Regions from separate parts of the Homo sapiens genome. Here region 2 is linked to region 1. A link is a loop called in an ENCODE intact Hi-C map of the cell type or tissue named here. Cell type or tissue: CD4-positive, alpha-beta T cell. All regions are shown on one strand. Each heading gives the region's core, and the rest is flanking DNA. Links, peaks and the distances in the headings are about the cores only. Region 1 overlaps EMILIN2 (elastin microfibril interfacer 2). Region 2 has its middle 32 kb from the start of EMILIN2.

The links. Peaks named below come from ENCODE experiments on the same cell type or tissue, not always from the same donor. Only the 100,000 strongest peaks of a DNase experiment are listed, where the experiment ranks them.
Region 2: a loop joins it to region 1, with 1.8 times the contacts of the local background. A loop is called at or near these places in 2 of 110 quality-filtered maps.

Annotation. Positions count from the first base shown.
Region 1 is chr18:2,885,843-2,894,369 of GRCh38, reverse strand. EMILIN2 (elastin microfibril interfacer 2) reads right to left here. Exons shown (of 8, transcript NM_032048.3): 4 at 1,884-3,809. Among named protein-coding and RNA genes, the nearest start is that of EMILIN2, 43 kb to the right of the region's middle. In CD4-positive, alpha-beta T cell, for the core only: no CTCF peak of the experiment used is centred there; DNase peaks (open chromatin) are centred at 979, 2,389 and 4,459; H3K4me3 peaks cover 894 bases; H3K27ac peaks cover 2,370 bases.
Region 2 is chr18:2,810,766-2,819,292 of GRCh38, reverse strand. No RefSeq gene overlaps it. Among named protein-coding and RNA genes, the nearest start is that of EMILIN2, 32 kb to the left of the region's middle. In CD4-positive, alpha-beta T cell, for the core only: no CTCF peak of the experiment used is centred there; no DNase peak of the experiment used is centred there; H3K27me3 peaks cover 195 bases.

The sequences.
Region 1 (8,527 bases), core at 223-8,222:
CTGGACACTCGGGTGGCGGCCAGATTCCTGGTCCTCCTGGGCCTAGGTGACTCGTCATCTGCAAGATAAGCACAGTGCTCTGGGGACATCCAGGGCATTTTCCCACCTACCTCGGACCCTCTCCACCCTCCTGAGCTGCCAGGACCTGGCCCTGGCTCTCCCTGACCAAGCCAGAGCTCGCCTGCTTCCCACGTTCTAGCCTACGCTGCCTTGGGTTTTATGTCTCATCTGGGACTTGATCATAAAATCCCAAGGTTCACAGAGGCCATGAAATCTCAGTTCCTTGTGCAAGGGCCTGTGTCACCCAGAGCGGAACCAGGTCAGGGAGGTAAAAGTCCCAAAGGCAAGGATGGGAGAAAAGAAAACAGGGAGGGGGAGGTCAGGAATAGGTTCCTTCTAGCACAAAGCAGGCCCCTCAACAAGTCCCCATGGACCAAGTAAGTCTGCACTCAGTTCTGGGAGACACACAGTCATCATGGCTGGACTGCAAGAAAACAATTCTTGGACGCAGCCTGGCCTGGTTTCCATCCTGGCTCCCCCACTGAACAGCCACATGACTTTGGGCACATTTTCCCTGTTGGAAAACAGCCTTTCTGTGAGGCCATGATAGGATTCAGTCCCCCTGAAGTGACCAAGCCAGTGCTGTACATAGAAAGTGTTCAAAAACGCGAGCTCCCTCTTCCTTCCTTTCACGCCCAGACTCCGACTAGAGAGGGCTAGCTTATGTCGGAGGCTGTCTCAGAGTACAAACCCAGGTACAAGAGAAGCTCTGTCCTTTGAGAAGGCTGCGTTTAGCACCCACAAGTAACAAAAAAATCTTATTACATATATTATTCATTCATTCACATTCATTCATTCAACAAACATTTGTTGAGTGCCTAAGGTGTAGCCAGCATTGCTCTCAGCACTACTGCTGAGCTTCCTGGATGCAGGCACTATGGAGCTTTAGATACTTCCTGTCCCTAAACTGCTCTCATCCACGGTCCTGTGTCTGGAAACAAATATGACAGCATCCTATCTGCCATCAGCTAAGCCCTGAAGATGATAACGACACAGATAAAAAGTGATGCTTGAAGAGAGGTACGTAGGAGACTCCCTAGGTAGAAGAGAGGACAACACCCACTGCCCCAAGCTGTTATGCCAAAAATCTGACCCCAACTCTGAGCTCACCAGCCTGATTCTACAGATAATATTTGGCTATCCATCTGTGGGAAGAACCAGTTTTCCTTTTTTATTTTCAATGTGTTGTGAACTGATATTTTTGTAAATTACGTAGATCATGTGCTTAAATACTGCAATGTTGTTTGTTTATTTATTTGAGATGGAGCCTCACTCTGTTGCCCAGGCTGGAGTGCAGTGATGCAATCTCGGCTCACCTTAACCTCTGCCTCCCAGGTTCAAGCAATTCTCCCACCTCAGCCTCCCGACTAGCTGGGACTACAGGCGCGTGCCACCACACCCAGCTAATTTTTGTATTTTTAGTAGGGACGGATTTTCGCCATGTTGGCCAGGTTGATCTCGAATGCCTGACCTCAGGTGATCCACCCTCCTTTGACTCCCAGAGTGCTGGGATTACAGGCATGAGCCACTGCAACCAGTCTGTCAAATTATTTTAGAAGTTCCTAAATATTAACACTGAGAATATATATTTATCTTATTGCTACTCAGCACCAGATAATTCAGGCACCAATCTATGAACCACATTTGGGTAGGACTGATGGCATTTAGTTCATTCCGTGAACTGTCCAAAATCTAGCATAATACTGTCACATTTTTACCTCATGAAGTTTCAACAATATCAAAAATGAACAAAAAATTATTTTTAAAATGTTGTTGCGTGCTGCAAAGAAATACAAGAAATAGAATTGTAATATTCAACTTACTTGCTGATGGCTGAAATTTGACCAGATCTTGCAAATCAGTAGAAATCTGGAAGACGTGGCTGTAGAACTGCTGGACTGAATTCTTCAGGCCAGAAATGTCTCTGGAATGCGACCTGAGCGTTCCGTTCATCTGCCTGACACAGTTCCACAGGCTGCTGACATGCTTGTTGAGCCCCTCCTTGATCCTCTGAAGATTTCCTGAGATAGAGTCCAGCTTGCTGCAAGTTTTCTCCATATGAGACACCCTGCCCTCCACCATGGAGACCTCCCTCTGGACCCCCTGCGTGCATTCCTTACAAGCATCCAGCTCCGAGATGACCTGGCTCTGCAACCTCTGCCACCTCTCCTCCAGCTGACTGCAGCAATGAGCCACGGGGTGCTGGGGGGACGGCAGGGTGTCCACTGTCCTTTCTTGCTCACCCACCTTAGTGAACCTACCCATGCCAGCGTTTTCACCTGCTCTACAATTGCTCATTTCCTTTTGAAGATGAGTCACATCATTTTCTGTGTGGTTTAATTGAGAATAAAGAAAACTAAAATCCTGTTGAAGTTTCTGGATGGTTTGTTCGGTTTCTTGAAACTTCCTGTGCATCGTGTCGTTGAGAGATTTCAAAAGGTGCAGGCTGTCGCGTACTGCGCGGTCTTCCCTGTTTGGCAAGGCACCTTCCATCCCATGAGGCTTTCCCTGGATGTTCAGCAGGCAAATGTCTTCAACAACTTGAACTTTGTCCTTCAGGTGGTTTAATTCCATCATGACCCGTTCATCTCCTGACCCTGACACTCCTGGCAGGGCTGCTGCCCCTGGGGGACTGAGCTCTGCACCAGTGTTATTGGTCATCTGTAGGAGAACGCTCCCCAGACGGTCTTCCAGAGACTGTATTTTCTGATCAACAAGCTGCTTCAAGTCACCCACCTCTCCATTAATGGCGCCCCGAAGGGTTTCCTCAATGTAAAAGCAATGTTCTTCAGCGTTCTTCTCCGTCACATTGATCCTTGCATCGAGTTCATTCCATTTTGCATCAAAATCCACATCTGGCTCTGGAACTATAAGGCGGTCAAACTCATTGTCCAGTCTTCCATTCAGCATTCTGGTGGCTTCAGCAACTCTCTCGATTTTCTGGTCCAATGTCTTGATCTGTTGACCAATGTCACCATTCTTTTCACTGTCGCAGCAATTTGCCTGGGCTGAAGGCTCCTGTAGCCGGGCTCGGAGGTTATTTATTTCTTTTCTCAGGCTTGTTTCCTTCTCCCCTATGAGCTCTATCACTCCCAGGTAGCTGCTCCCATAGTCATCACACTGCTGCTGGAGGCCAGTGAGCTTGTACTCACATGAGTTTTTCAGGTCAGCCAGCTTTCTGTCCATGCCCTCCATGAGCTCCTCTCTCAGGGCGTCGATCTTACTGTCCACATAGGCTTGGTAGAGTTCGTTGGTTGTCATGGTCACCGTCGGGCCCTGAGCTGCTTCCTGGAGCTGTCTGAGCTGCCCTTCGTAGCCCTTCACTTTTCCATCCAGCTCTTCCAGCTTGTCACTTTTGTTCTTTAGAGTATCTTTGACTTCAGCCAATTCAGACTTGATGTCCTTCATGCCAGATTCCTTAGTGTTGAAGACACCAGGACTCTGGCCCGTTTCTGTGTCTCCACTAACAGTGGTGTCAGGCTTGGGGTGCTGGCTGCTGAGCCCTGGTGCCCGTGTTCTACTGGCATCATCCTGAGTGGCATGTTTGAGATTTTCACTCACTCCAGCAAGGGAAGACTGGAGGTCAAGAACCGTCCTTGTGAGTCGAAGAACCTTCTCCTCTAGCACCTGTATCTTCTTTTCCTGAAGTTCCTGAGGCCCCTCTTTTGGATCTACCCCCCAGCTTGGTTGTGCTGTACCAGTTGGGGACAAAGTCTTCCTGGGCTCTGAGAATTGGCTGGGTTCATTATCTGTTACAAAGATAAAGTTGGACATGAATGAACATTTTCTACCTTTAGCCAGATTCTGCCAAGACAATAAACAAGGTACCTACAAAATACATGTACATCTTCACTTACAGGTCACTACACAATTGTAGGTAAGTACTGTGGTACAGTAGAAAAGAGTATGGGCTTTGTAGTCAAATAGACCTCTACTTGCATTCTGGCTCTGCTATTTACTGTTTGTCCTTGAGCAAGTTAACTAACTTCTGTGAACTATAATCCTCTCATCTATAAAGAAGAACAGCTTCTAGAGCTGTTAAAATAATATGTACATGACACCTATTAGATAATCAATGGTCTCTTTCACCCTGAGGGGAAATATTCATTATCCGCTTTATCATATGAACACTTCATTCCCATATTAGTGAACTGCAGCCACACCCCAAGAGTTGACTGCATACAGTAAAACCACAAGAAACCACTTTAGCAAGATCCACCCATTAGCTGTTGGATGGTGATATCATATGATATCATATTTTCTGATGTTATCCTCAAAGCAGTGCCTGAATGTTTTGTCCTTTACTTTCATTAACATCTCTGTGCTCAAAGAGTCTCACAGACATTGTTTAGCCCTGCTTGCAGTTTGGGAGACAAAAAGCAACAGAGATAAAGCAACTATTCATCAGTGTCTCCTAGCAACAGCACCGTCTGACCATATATAGTAAGATTCACTACGTCAAAGAATGCAAATATTGAAAGCTGGTCAGGGAGGTGGTGTGTGCCTGTAGTCTCAGTTACTAGGGAGGCAGGAAGATGGCGTGAGCCCAGGAGTTCAAGGGCATCCTTGGCAATATAGCAAGACCCTGTATCTTTAAAAAAAAAAAAAAAAAAAAAAGAAAAGAAAAAAAGAAGAAGAATGCAAACATTGAATTTTGGGTAATCTTATTTTGAGAAAACACCAAGGAAAAAATCCAAAAGAAAGAAACAATTATTAATTTTTAATAAGGGGGGAATGATAGTGATGAGTCATAAAATGAAGATAAATTGATAGACATAGAGGTAAATAAAAAGGAGACTATTGAAACCTGCAGCAATAGGACAATAAGAAACAAACTATGCCCTGAATACAGCAGGATACAAGAAATACTGCATCCAGCCATGATGGCTCATGCCTGTAGTCCCAGCACTTTGGAAGGCTGAGGTGGGTGGATTGCTTGAGGATAGGAGTTCAAGACCAGCCTGGCCAACATGGCGTAACCCCATCTCTACTAAAAATACAAAAATCAGCCAGGTGTGGTGGCTGGTGCCTGTAATCCCAGCTACTAGGGAGGCTGAGACAGAAAAATCGCTTGAACCCAGGAGGCGGAGGTTGCAGTGAGCCGACATAGTGCCGCTGTACTCCAGTCTGGGCAACAGAGAGAGACCCTGTCTCAAAAAAAAAAAAAAAAAAAAAAGAAAAGAAAGAAATGAAAAGGAAAGAAAAAGAAAAAGAAAGAAAGAAATACTGAAAGAGGTTAACACTGACAAACCTGGCAACTATAGTGAGACATATAAAGTGGAAAAAATCAAACACAACATAGGTTGCAATTAAATAAAATGCATTAATATATTACACTGGAAAACATTGGAAATTAATTCAGAATGTTGTAGATATTTGAATTCAACGATCATTGTTTTTTCCTCCTCTGAACTTTTGCACAAGCTCATAATAGCAGCTATTATTTATTAAAATCAAGTTAGTGGTAAAACCAAATCTGAAATTCAGATATCCAAATCCCCAAGAATCATTCTTTTTGCAGAGAGCTACAAATAACACCTTGTTTTCCTTACTGAAATATTTATTCTCTCTCTCTCTCTTTTTTTTTTTTTTTTTGAGACAGAATCTCCCTCTGTTGCCCAGGCTGGAGTGCAGTGGTGCTATCTCGGCTCACTGCAAGCTCTGCCTCTTGGGTTCACGCCATTCTCCTGCCTCAGCCTCCCGAGTAGCTGGGACTACAGGTGCCCACCACCATGCCCGGCTAATTTTTTGTATTTTTGGTAGAGATGGGGTTTCACTGTGTTAGCCAGGATGGTCTCCATCTCCTGACCTTGTGATCCACCCGCCTCGGCCTCCCAAAGTGCTGGGATTACAGACGTGAGCCACCGCGCCCGGCCGTTATTCTCTCTTAAGACACTAAAGAAAAAAACAAGTTACTGAATCATGTGCAAGTGGAATGCTATTCTAAGCAAAGGAAATAAAAACAAAGGGCGGCAAAGGGGGGAAGATTGAGGATGTAAGGAAATGCTTTGCTCATATACCACGGTGACTGTGCAAATTGCATTTTTTTCAAAGGATAATTTGGCAACATGTATCAAAATACTCAGAATCTTTTGACCCTACAATTACACTTCAAGAAATTTATTCTAGTGAATAATCAGAAATGAGTGCAAAAATTTAACAGGAAAAGATGCATATTCATATATTATCTATAATAGTGAAAAATTACAAACAACCTAAGTGACCAACAGTAGAGGATGGTGTTCAATAACTCACATTCTCTCAAGCCATTAAGTAGTATTGTAGAATATTTCATGACATGGAAGGTTGTCCATTATAGGTTATTCAATAAAAAATAAGTTCCAGGTCGAGTGCAGTGGTTCTGCCTGTAACCCCAGCACTTTGGGATGCTGAGGTGGGAGGATCACTTGAGTCCAGGAGTCCAAGGTTGTGAGCAGTAATCATGCCACTACACTCCAGCCTGGGTTACAGAGCAAGACCCTGTCTCTAAAATAGAAAAAGTTGTAAAAATAGTATTTTTTTTATAATGACAGTGAATTCAGGGTATGTTTGTCCATTCTGTATTGAAATAAAGGAATATCTGAGACTGGGTAATTTGTGAAGAAAAGAGGTTTATTTGGCTCACAGTTTTGTAGGCTGTACAAGAAACATGGTGTCAGCAACTGCTTCTGGTCAGGACCTCAGGAAGCTTCTACTCATGACGGAAGGTGAAAAGAGGGCCAGTGTGTCACATGGTAAGAGAGGGAGCGAGAGGGAGCAAGAGGGAAGGGAGAAGGTGCCAGGCTCTTCCAACCAACCAGCTCTCGTGTACTAACAGAGCAAGAACTCATTTATTACCGCAAGGAGGGTACCAAGCCATTCATGAAGGATCAACCTCCATGACCCAAACACCTCCCATGATACCCCATCTCCCACATTGAAGATCACATTGCAACATGAGATTTGGAGGGGACAAACATTCAAACTATATCAGAGGAAAAGCATTTCTTTTTACTCCTTCCTAAAATCCCACTAAAAGGACAAAATAAAAGGAGGAGGGAGACAAAAAAACCTACTCAAGTCACACACAAAAAACTGGGAGTCAGAAAAGTTTTGGTGTTTTTTTAGCAGCAATATTGGAAGCTAGAGAAAAACTGAGCACTATTGTCAAAATTCTGAAGGAAAGTGATTTCTGACCTAGATTTCTGAAGCTAGAATAAAAAATAGTGTTCATACTATAAAGTGGTAAAAAGTTTGCTTCCCATGTAATTGTCTCATGAAGCTACTAAAGGACATGCTCAAGCAAAGCAAGGGGCTAAGCCAAGAAAGAGGGAGCAGGGGACACAGGAAACAGGGAATTCAACAGGAGAGGGGCAAGTTAAGATCCTCGGGTGAAGACAGGAAAAGAGGATGTCCCGTCCAGGTAGGGCAAGTGAGAAGGCTCAAGGGAGACTTCTTCAAGAAGATGAAAATGCTGTGTCTGAACATATGGAGGGGACATTTAGAGAGCCAGAGAAGAGTTGGGTTGAAATAGCAATAAAAAGAGAGAAAACTAAGCAAAGGAAAAACATAAGACAATGATTTAACTGTAAGGAATCAAAAAGCTGCGTAGGAAAGAAAATCTATTCATAGTACACCACATGGCTCAGCTGTAAACATTATCTACATAGTTACTACAATGTAAACACTGAATACTGAGTAAATAAAGAATATGGTCTAACTGTATGGAAGGGATGGGGGGATAGGAGCCATGTGTTGAGGAGTGGATGAAAGGGAGTTAAATTCTCACCTTCCATAATGAAAAACCAATAGATATGGAGGTAAATTCCAAAAGATTCATCTGAAGAGTTTAAAGTACTACCCATGGGAAGGGAAAATGAGAAAAAGGGTTTCAGGGTGGTCATTGTTTTTCCTATTAGTCCTTATAAAGCTATTCAACTTATTAAACTACAATATGCTTAAACTTCTGTCAAACAAAAACTAAAATGAAACAAAACAAAAATAAATGATTACAATCCACCAGCCCCCATGTCATGTTCCCTCCATCCCAGTATCTGTCATGAATTATTGTAATTACTCTCTAATGTCTGCCTTCCATGAAGTCAGGGACTCTGTCTGCCTTTTTTCTCACTTATTCCAAGTACCCAGTATAGAGCCTGACAGATATAGAAGTTCAATAAATATTTGTGAGATAAATGAATTTTTCTTTAACAAAATCAATGTACAGACATAGGAAAGAGAGTAAGGTTCTATAACAAAATGTCAACAGTAGTTCTCATTTAGTCATGAGATTATGTATCCTTAAATATTTTTCAAACATTCTTTAATTGATGTGCATTACTTTTGTAGTTAAAAAGTCATTTTAAAATCTATTTTTACAGACAATGTTGGGAAGAACTACGAGTTTCAAACCTGAGAACACCTCATGGCAAAATATAATCATTTAAGCATCTAATTTCATAAGAAAACCTAGGCTGCATTTATTGTG
Region 2 (8,527 bases), core at 90-8,089, 75 kb after region 1:
ACTCTGTCTCAAAAAAAAAAAATTGGTAATAGATGTATGGGTTTATTTCTGGACTCTCAATTCCATTGCATTGGTATATCTATCTTAATGCCAGTACTGCATTGTTTTGATTACAGTAGGTTTGTATTAAGTTTGAAATGAGGAAGTGTGAGTCTTCTGACTTTGTTCTTTTTCAGGATGATTTTTTTCTGTGCCCCTTGCAATTCCATATGAATATAAGGATCTATTTTCCTTTTTTGCAAAAAAGAAAAAAAGCTGTTGTTATTGTGGTAAGAATTGTGTTTACTTTGTAGATCACCTTGGGTGGTTTTGACGTCTTAGTATTCAGTCTTCCTACCTAAGAATATGGGGTGTTTGTCCATTTATTTAGATCCTTAATTTCTTTCAGCAATATTTGTAGTTTTCAGTGTACAAGTCTTTCTGCTCATTGTTTAAATTTATTTCTATGTATTGTCTTCTTGAAGATACTATTATAATTAATCACTTTCATAATTCCTTTTCTGATTTATTGCCAGTGTTTAGAAATTCAACTGATGTTTGCATGTTTATCTTGTACTCTACAACTCTGCTGAATTCCTTTATTAGGTCTAATAGCTTTCTTGTGGATTCCTTGGGATTTTCATATATAGGATCATAACTTAGAATAGATGGTTTTGCTTATTCCTTTTTAATTTGAGTGCCTTTTTTTTCTTTTACTTGTCTAATTGCTCTGGCTAGTGCTTCCAGTACCATGTTGAATACCAGTTGTGAAGGCAGCATTCTTGTCTTGTTCCTGATCTTAGGGGAAGAATTTCAGTCTTTCATCATTGAATATAATGTTAGCTGTGGGTTTTTCATAAAGGCCCTTTCATTATGTTGAGAACATTCCCTTCCATGTCTAGTTTTCTGAGTGTTTTTATCATGAAAGAATGTTGGGTTTTGTTAAATTCCTTTACTACATTAAGATGATCATGTGATTTTTTTTCATTCATTCTATTAATGTGATATATCTGTTGGTTTTTCTTTTCTTTTCTTTTCTTTTTTTTTTGAGACAGAATCTCACTTTGTTGCCTAGGCTGGAGTGCAGTTATGCAATCAAGGCTGACTGTAGCCTCAACCTCTCAGGCTCTAGCAATCTTCCCAGCTCAGCCTCCTGAGTAGCTGGAATTACAGGCATGCACCACCACATCTGGCTAATTTTTGTGTTTTTTGCAGGGACTGGGTCTCACTATATTGCCCAGGCTGGTCTCGAATTCCTGACCTCAAGCAATTCACCCATCTTGTCCTCCCAAAGTACTGTGATTAGTTTTTTAAATTTTAAGACAGGATCTCTCTGTCTCTGCAGCCCAGGCTTGAGTACAGTGGTACAATCATGGCTCACTGCAGCCTCAACCTTCTGGGCTCAAGAAATCCTCCTGCCTCAGCCTCCCAAACAGCTAGGAGCACAGGTGTGCACCACCACACCCAGCTAATTTTTTTTTGTTTTTTGTAGAGACAAGGTTGCGCCGTGTTGCCCAGGCTAGTCTTGAACTCCTGGGCTCAAGCAATCCTCCCGCCTTGGCTTCCCAAAGTGCTGGGATTACAGGTTTGAGCCACTGCTCCTATTTAATTGAGGAGTTTAATCCATTTACATTTACATTTAAGGTAATTTCTGAGGATTACTTTTGCCATTTTGCTATGTTCTGTAGTCTTATACATTTGTCCCTCATTTCCTCCAATACTTCCTTGTGTTTAGTTGAGTTTTTTTTTTGTTTGGTTGGTTGTTTTTTTTTTTTTTTTTTTTTCATTTGTGGGGAACGATTTTGATTCCCTCCTCATTTATCTATGTAGGTTTTTTTTTAAGATATCTTCTTTGTTGTTCACATGAAGTTTGCATTTAACTTTCTAAATATATGACAATATAATTTGAATAGCATTTGAGATAGAAAAAAATGAAGTAGCTTTCCTGCCATCACACACTCATCACAGAATACTTCACTTCTGGTCACCAAAATATGTGGAAGTTTTTCCCCACACACCACGCGATTCTCCAGTAGACAGCAACTGGGTGTCCTACAAGTCAATTCAACAGTGATACTATCTACTTGGAGTTAGAGTCAGAGCCCACAGGTTATGGGCTCAATTGCACGGGATAGCCTGCCCTTTCATATGCCAAGTACAAGTAGTAGCTTGTCACCTATTTTTCTGTCCAAGTGGCTATAAATTGGAGTTCCAATGACCACATCCTTAGTTTCAGTTAATTTTCTAAGAAGGCTCACACGACTCAGGAAACTTGTATTTACTGGTTTGTTATAAATATATTACAAAGGATACAGATGAAGAAATACATAGGGCAAGGTATGTGGGAAGAGGCATAGACCTCCCATGCCCTCTCCAGGCACACTACCTTCCAGGCACCTCCAAGTGTTCAGCAATCCAGAAACTCTTTAAACTCTGTCCTTTTCTTTTTTTCTTTTTTTTTTTTTTTTAATGGAGGCTTCATTAGATAGGCACAACTGATAATATTGGCCACTGGCAATTATCTCAAACTTCAGTTGCTCTGTCTTCCCCAGATGTTGGGAGAGTTCTTTTGGCAATCAGCCCCCATCCTGAGGCTTTCCAGGTGCACCCAGCCACCAGTCATCTCATTAGCATACAAAAAGACATTTATCACTTAAGACATTCCGAGGATTTTAGGAACTGTGTACCAGAAAATGGGGAGGGAGGGAAGACCAACTATGTATTTCTTACTCTAAATCACAGTATCACAGTAGTTACCAACTTAACCTCAATAGTATACAAAAACATTGCTCCTATCAACTTTGCCTCCCCCAACTCTTTTTTTTTTTTTTTTGAGACAGTCTCGCTCTGTCGCCCAGGCTGGAGTGCAGTGGTCCCATCTCAGCTCACTGAAAACTCCGCCTCCTGGGTTCACGCCATTCTGCCTCAGCCTCCCGAGTAGCTGGGACTACAGGCACCCACCACCACACCCGGCTAATTTTTTGCATTTTTAGTAGAGACAGGGTTTCACCGTTTTAGCCGGGATGGTCTCAATCTCCTCACCTCGTGATCCACCTGCCTCGGCCTCCCAAAGTGCTGGGATTACAGGTGTGAGCCACCGTGCCTGGCCCTACCTCACCCAACTCTTACATTGTTACACGTTACATCTTCATATATGTATTTCTTACTCTAAATCACAGTATCACAATAGTTACCAACTTAACCTCAATAGTATACAAGAACACTGTTCCTATCAACTTTGCCTCCCCCAACTCTTACATTGTCACGTTACATCTTCATACATGTGTGCCCAATAAGAGAGTTATAATAATAGTTATTATTATTATTATTATTATTATTATTATTATTAGTTTGAGACAGAGTCTTGCTCTGTTGCCCAGGCTGGAGTGCAGTGGCTCGATCTCAGCTCACTGCAGCCTCCACTTCCTGGGCTCAAACGATTCTCCTGCCTCAGCCTCCCAAGTAGCTGGGATTACAGGCATGCTCCACCATGCCTGGCTAATTTTTGTATTTTTAGTAGAGAGGGGGTTTTGCCATGTTGCCCAGTCTGGTCTCAACTACTGGCCTCAAGTGATCTGCCTCCCCAAGAGCTGAGATTAGAGGCATGAGCCACCATATCCAGCGAATTCATAATTATTTTTCATGCATTTGTACTTAAATCCTGTAGGAAATAAAAATTATAGTTACAAACAAAAAGTAGAACACTGGCTTTTATATTTGTCCATGCATTTACCTCTACTTGAGATCTTTATTTCTTTATATGGCTTTAACTGTCTAGCATTATTTTATTGCAACCTGAAGGACTCCCTTTATCATTTGTTGTAGAGCAAGATTGGTAGTAAAGAACTCCGTCAGCCTTTGTTTAACTGGAATGTCTTAATTTCTCCCTTTTTTAAAGAAAAGTTTTGCTGTATATATAATTCCTGATTGATTTTTTTTCCTTTTATCACTTTATATATGCCATCTCAACCCATGGCATCAATGGTTTCTGATGAGAAATCCGCTGTCAATTTTATTGAGGATTACTTATATGTAATGAGCCACTTCTCTCTTGTGTCTTTCAAAATTCTTCTCCTTTGTTTTTCAACAGTGTGATTATAATGTGTCATGGTGTGGCTCTGTTAGAGTTTATCCTACTTAGAGTTCATTGAGCATTTTGGATTTGTAGATTCATGTATTTCATCTAATCTGGGAACTTTGGGCCATTATTTCTTAAAATATTCTTCATTGTTTGTGTTTCTATCTGCTCCTCAGATGCAATAATTTCAAGTGTCCTTCATGATCACTGATTTTTTTCATTTTTGTGCTTACGACTGCTGTTGTACTCTCTTAGTGAGTTTTTTATTTCAGTTATTATACTTTTTAATCTCAAGAACTTCTCTTTGGTTCCTTTTTACAGTTTATCTTCACTGATATTCTCATTTTGTTCATACATTGTTTTCTGATTTCCTTTAGTTCTTTGTCCATGTTTTCCTTTAACTCTTTGAGCATATTTAAGATAATTGGTTTAAAGTCTTTTTTTTTTTTTTTGAGACAGAGTCTTGCTCTGTCGCCCAGGCTGGAGTGCAGTGGCGCAATCTCTGCTCACTGCAAGCTCTGCCTCCTGGGTTCACGCCATTCTCCTGCCTCAGCCTCCTGAGTAGCTGGGACTACAGGCGCCCGCCACCACGCCCGGCTAATTTTTTTTTGTATTTTTAGTAGAGACGGGGTTTCACCATGTTAGCCAGGATGGTCTTGATCTCCTGACCTTGTGATCTGCCTGCCTCGGCCTCCCAAAGTGCTGGGATTACAGGCATGAGCCACCGTACCCGGCTAAAGTCTTTGTATAATAAGTCTGATCTGGACTTTCCCAGGGACAGTTTTTGTCCATTTATTATTCCATTAAATGAACGACAGTTTCCTGTTTCTTTGTATGCTTTGTGATTGTTGTCGTTGTTAACTGAACATTTGAATAGTATAATACTACAATGTGACAACTCTGAGAATCTCCTCCCTAAAGTTTGCTCTGTGTGTGTGTGTGTGTGTGTGTGTGCGCGTATGTGTATGTGTTAAGGCTGTAGTAGTCTACTCAGTTAGTGATTTCCCAAACTATTTTTGCAAAGACTATTCCTTGTTGTATATGGTCACTGAAGTCTCTTCCTTAACTAGTGTTCAGCTGATGTTTTGACAAGTTTCCTGGAGTACCAGGAACTAAAAAATCAACAGCCCTCTCCCAGTCTTCGCAGGTTGACTTTGTGTTAGGGCCCTCCTTCAACACTTAACTAGGCTTGTCCTAAGCCTAGGGATTAGCCTGAGGTGAAAACTTATGGTCTTCTCAAGTCTTTCCTGAGCATTCATCTTGCCTGGGCAAATATGTGGCTTTTTAAATAGCCACATATATATGTATACATGATACTTTTTTTTTTTTTGAGACAGGATCTGTCTCTAGCTCCCTGCAGCATTGATCTCCTGGGCTCAAGTGATCCTCCCCCCATAGCTTCCCAGGTACTGGGACTATAGGTGTGCATCACCATGTCTGGCTAAGTTTTAAAAATTTTTGGTACAGATGAGTTCTCGCTATGTTGCCCAAGCCAGTCTCAAACTTCTGAACTCAAGCAATCCCCCGGCCTTGGCCTCCCAAAGTATTGGGGTTATAGGCGTGAGCCACCAACCCTGGCCTCCATGATACTTTTGAATGATTTTAATTTTCCAAGGAAACTCTCCCCAGCTTTTCCTCCTAGGCCTTAAGCAGTCTATTGTATATTTTTATCATAATCTTTTCCCCAGACATCTATGGTTTATTAATGTAGCTTGTTTTTTCATGTTTCTGAGCAATGCCTGTTACCTTCCCATTCTGAGCTCTGAGTTCCTTTTATATGTTGCTGGATTTATTTTGCTGGGTTTTTTTTTTTTTTTTTTGAAACAGAGTCTCGCTCTGTCGCCCAGGCTGGAGTGCAGTGGCACGATCTGGGCTCACTGCAAGCTCCGCCTCCCAGGTTCACGCCATTCTCCTGCCTCAGCCTCCCGAGTAGTTGGGACTAATTTTTTTGTATTTTTAGTAGAGATGGGGTTTCACCATGTTAGCCAGGATGGTCTCGATCTCCTGACCTTGGGATCTGCCTGCCTTGGCCTTCCATAGTGCTGGGATTACAGGCATGAGCCACCGCACCTGGCCTTGCTGGGATTTTATTGAGGATTTTTGCATCCATATTCATAAGAAATATTGGTCTGTAATTTTCTTGTGATATCTTCATCTGGTTTTGGTTATCAGGGTATTACCGAACTCAAAGAATGAGATGGAAAGTTTTCCTTTCTATTTTTGGGGAGAGTTTGTGAAGAACTGGTATTAATTCCTCAAATGTTTGGTAGAATTGAGTGGTGAAGCCATTTAGGCCTGGGCTTTTCCTTGCAGGTAGTTTTTTGATTACTGATTCAATCTCTTCACTTGTTATAGATAAATTCAGATTGTCTATTTCTCTTGAGTCGATTCCAGTAGTTTGTCTTTCTAGAAATTTTTCCATTTCATCTATTTTCTAATTTGTTAATATATAATTGTTCATAGTATTCCTTTATAATCCATTTTATTTCTGGAAGGTCAGTAATAATGTTCCCCCTTTCTTTTATGATTTTAGTATATTCTCCATTCTAGTATACTTTCTTCTTTTCCTTAGTCAAACCAGCTAGTGATTTGTCAATGTGATTTATTGCTTCAAAAAACCAACTTTGTGTTATATTGCTTTTTTTCTATTGCAGTTCTGTTCTTGATTTCATTCTATTCATTTCCACTGTAATCTTTATTATTTTCTTCTTCCTGCTTACTTTAGGTTTAGTGTTTTCCTCCTTTCCAGTGTTTTAAGGTGAAATATTAAGTTATTGATTTTAGATCTTTTAGCTTTCTTAATATAGTCATTTGCAGCTACAAATTTGCCGCTACAAATTTGCCTCTAAGCACTGCTTCAACTGGATCCCATAAGTTTTGGTATATTGTACCTTGACTTTTACTCGTCTCAAAGTACTTTCTGAATTTCTTTTGATTCCTTCTGTAGCCCATTGGTTATCTAGGAGTGTATAGTTCGATTTCCACATATTTGTGAGTTTCCCAAATTTTCTCATTACTTTCACATTTTATTGTATTGTAAGCAGAGAACATATTTTGTTTGTATTATTTCCGTCCTTGTAAATGTGTTGAAGTGTTATGGCCTTACATACCCTGAAAAATATTCCATGTGTGTTTAAGAATGTATATTATTGTTGTTAGATGGAGTGTTCTACACATGTCTGTTAAATCTAGTTGGTTTATAGTGCTGCTTGAGTCTTCTATTATGTTTTCATCTTATGCCTAGTTGTTCTCTTCATTATTGAAAAGGAGGTATTGACGTCTCCACCTATTATTGTTGAATTGTCTATTTCTCTCTTCGTTTCTGTCAGTTTTTCCTTTTGTATTTTGATTTTCCATTTTTAGGTGCATATGTTTCTAATTGTTATATCTTCCTGAAGCCAAAAAGTTTCCTCTTTAATAACACTTGTTTTAAAGTCTATTATGTCTCATATTAGCATCTGATTTCCTGTGGTTGCTGTTTGCATAATGTATCCTTTTCCATTCTTTTACTCCTAATCTATTTGTGTCTTTGAATTTAAAGTGTCTCTTCTATAGACAACATATACTTGGATTTGTTTTTTAAAAATCAAGCATGACAAACCTCTGCCTTTTGACTGGATTATTTAAACCATTCACATTTAATATTATTGATAAATTGGATATATGTTTGCCATCTTACTTTTTGTTTTCCATCTGTCTCATGCTTCTTTTCATCTTCTATTCCTCCTTTACGGCTTTCTTTTGCAGGCATATTAGTCAGCTCAGCTGCCATTACAAAATAGCATAGACTAGGTGGCTTAAACAACAAATTTATTTTCTCACAGTTCTGGAGATAGGAAGTCCGAAATCATGGTGCCAGCATGGTTAGGTTCTGGTGAGGGTTCTCTTTGTGGCTTGAAGATAGGTGCCTTATCACTGTGTCCAAAGAGAGACAGGAAGAGAAATCATTTCTTCTTATAAGGCCATAGTTCTACCAAATTAGGGCCTTGGCATTGTGACTTCATTTAACGTTAATTCCCTCCTAAAGATTCTATCCCCACATACAGTCACACTGGAGGTTAGGGCTTCAACATATAAATGTCTTGGAAGGGAAACACAATTCAGTCCATAGCATGTAGTATATTAATTTTACAACAATCATTTCACTATTTTTTTTAATGGCTACTTTTGGGTTTATCATATACATCTTGACTTAGAATCGGCTTCAATTTATACTAGCTGATATGGTTTGTCTCTGTGTTCCCACCCATATCTCATCTTGAATTGTACTCCCATAATTCCCATGTGTTGTGGGAGGGATCTGGTGGGAGATAAGTGAATCATGGGGGTGTTTTCCCCCATACTGTTCACATGGTAGTGAATAAGTCTCATGACATCTGATGGTTTTATCAGGGGCTTCTGCTTTTGCATCTTCCTCGTTCTCTCTTTGCCTGCTGCCATCTGTGTAAGACGAGACTTGCTCCTCCTTGC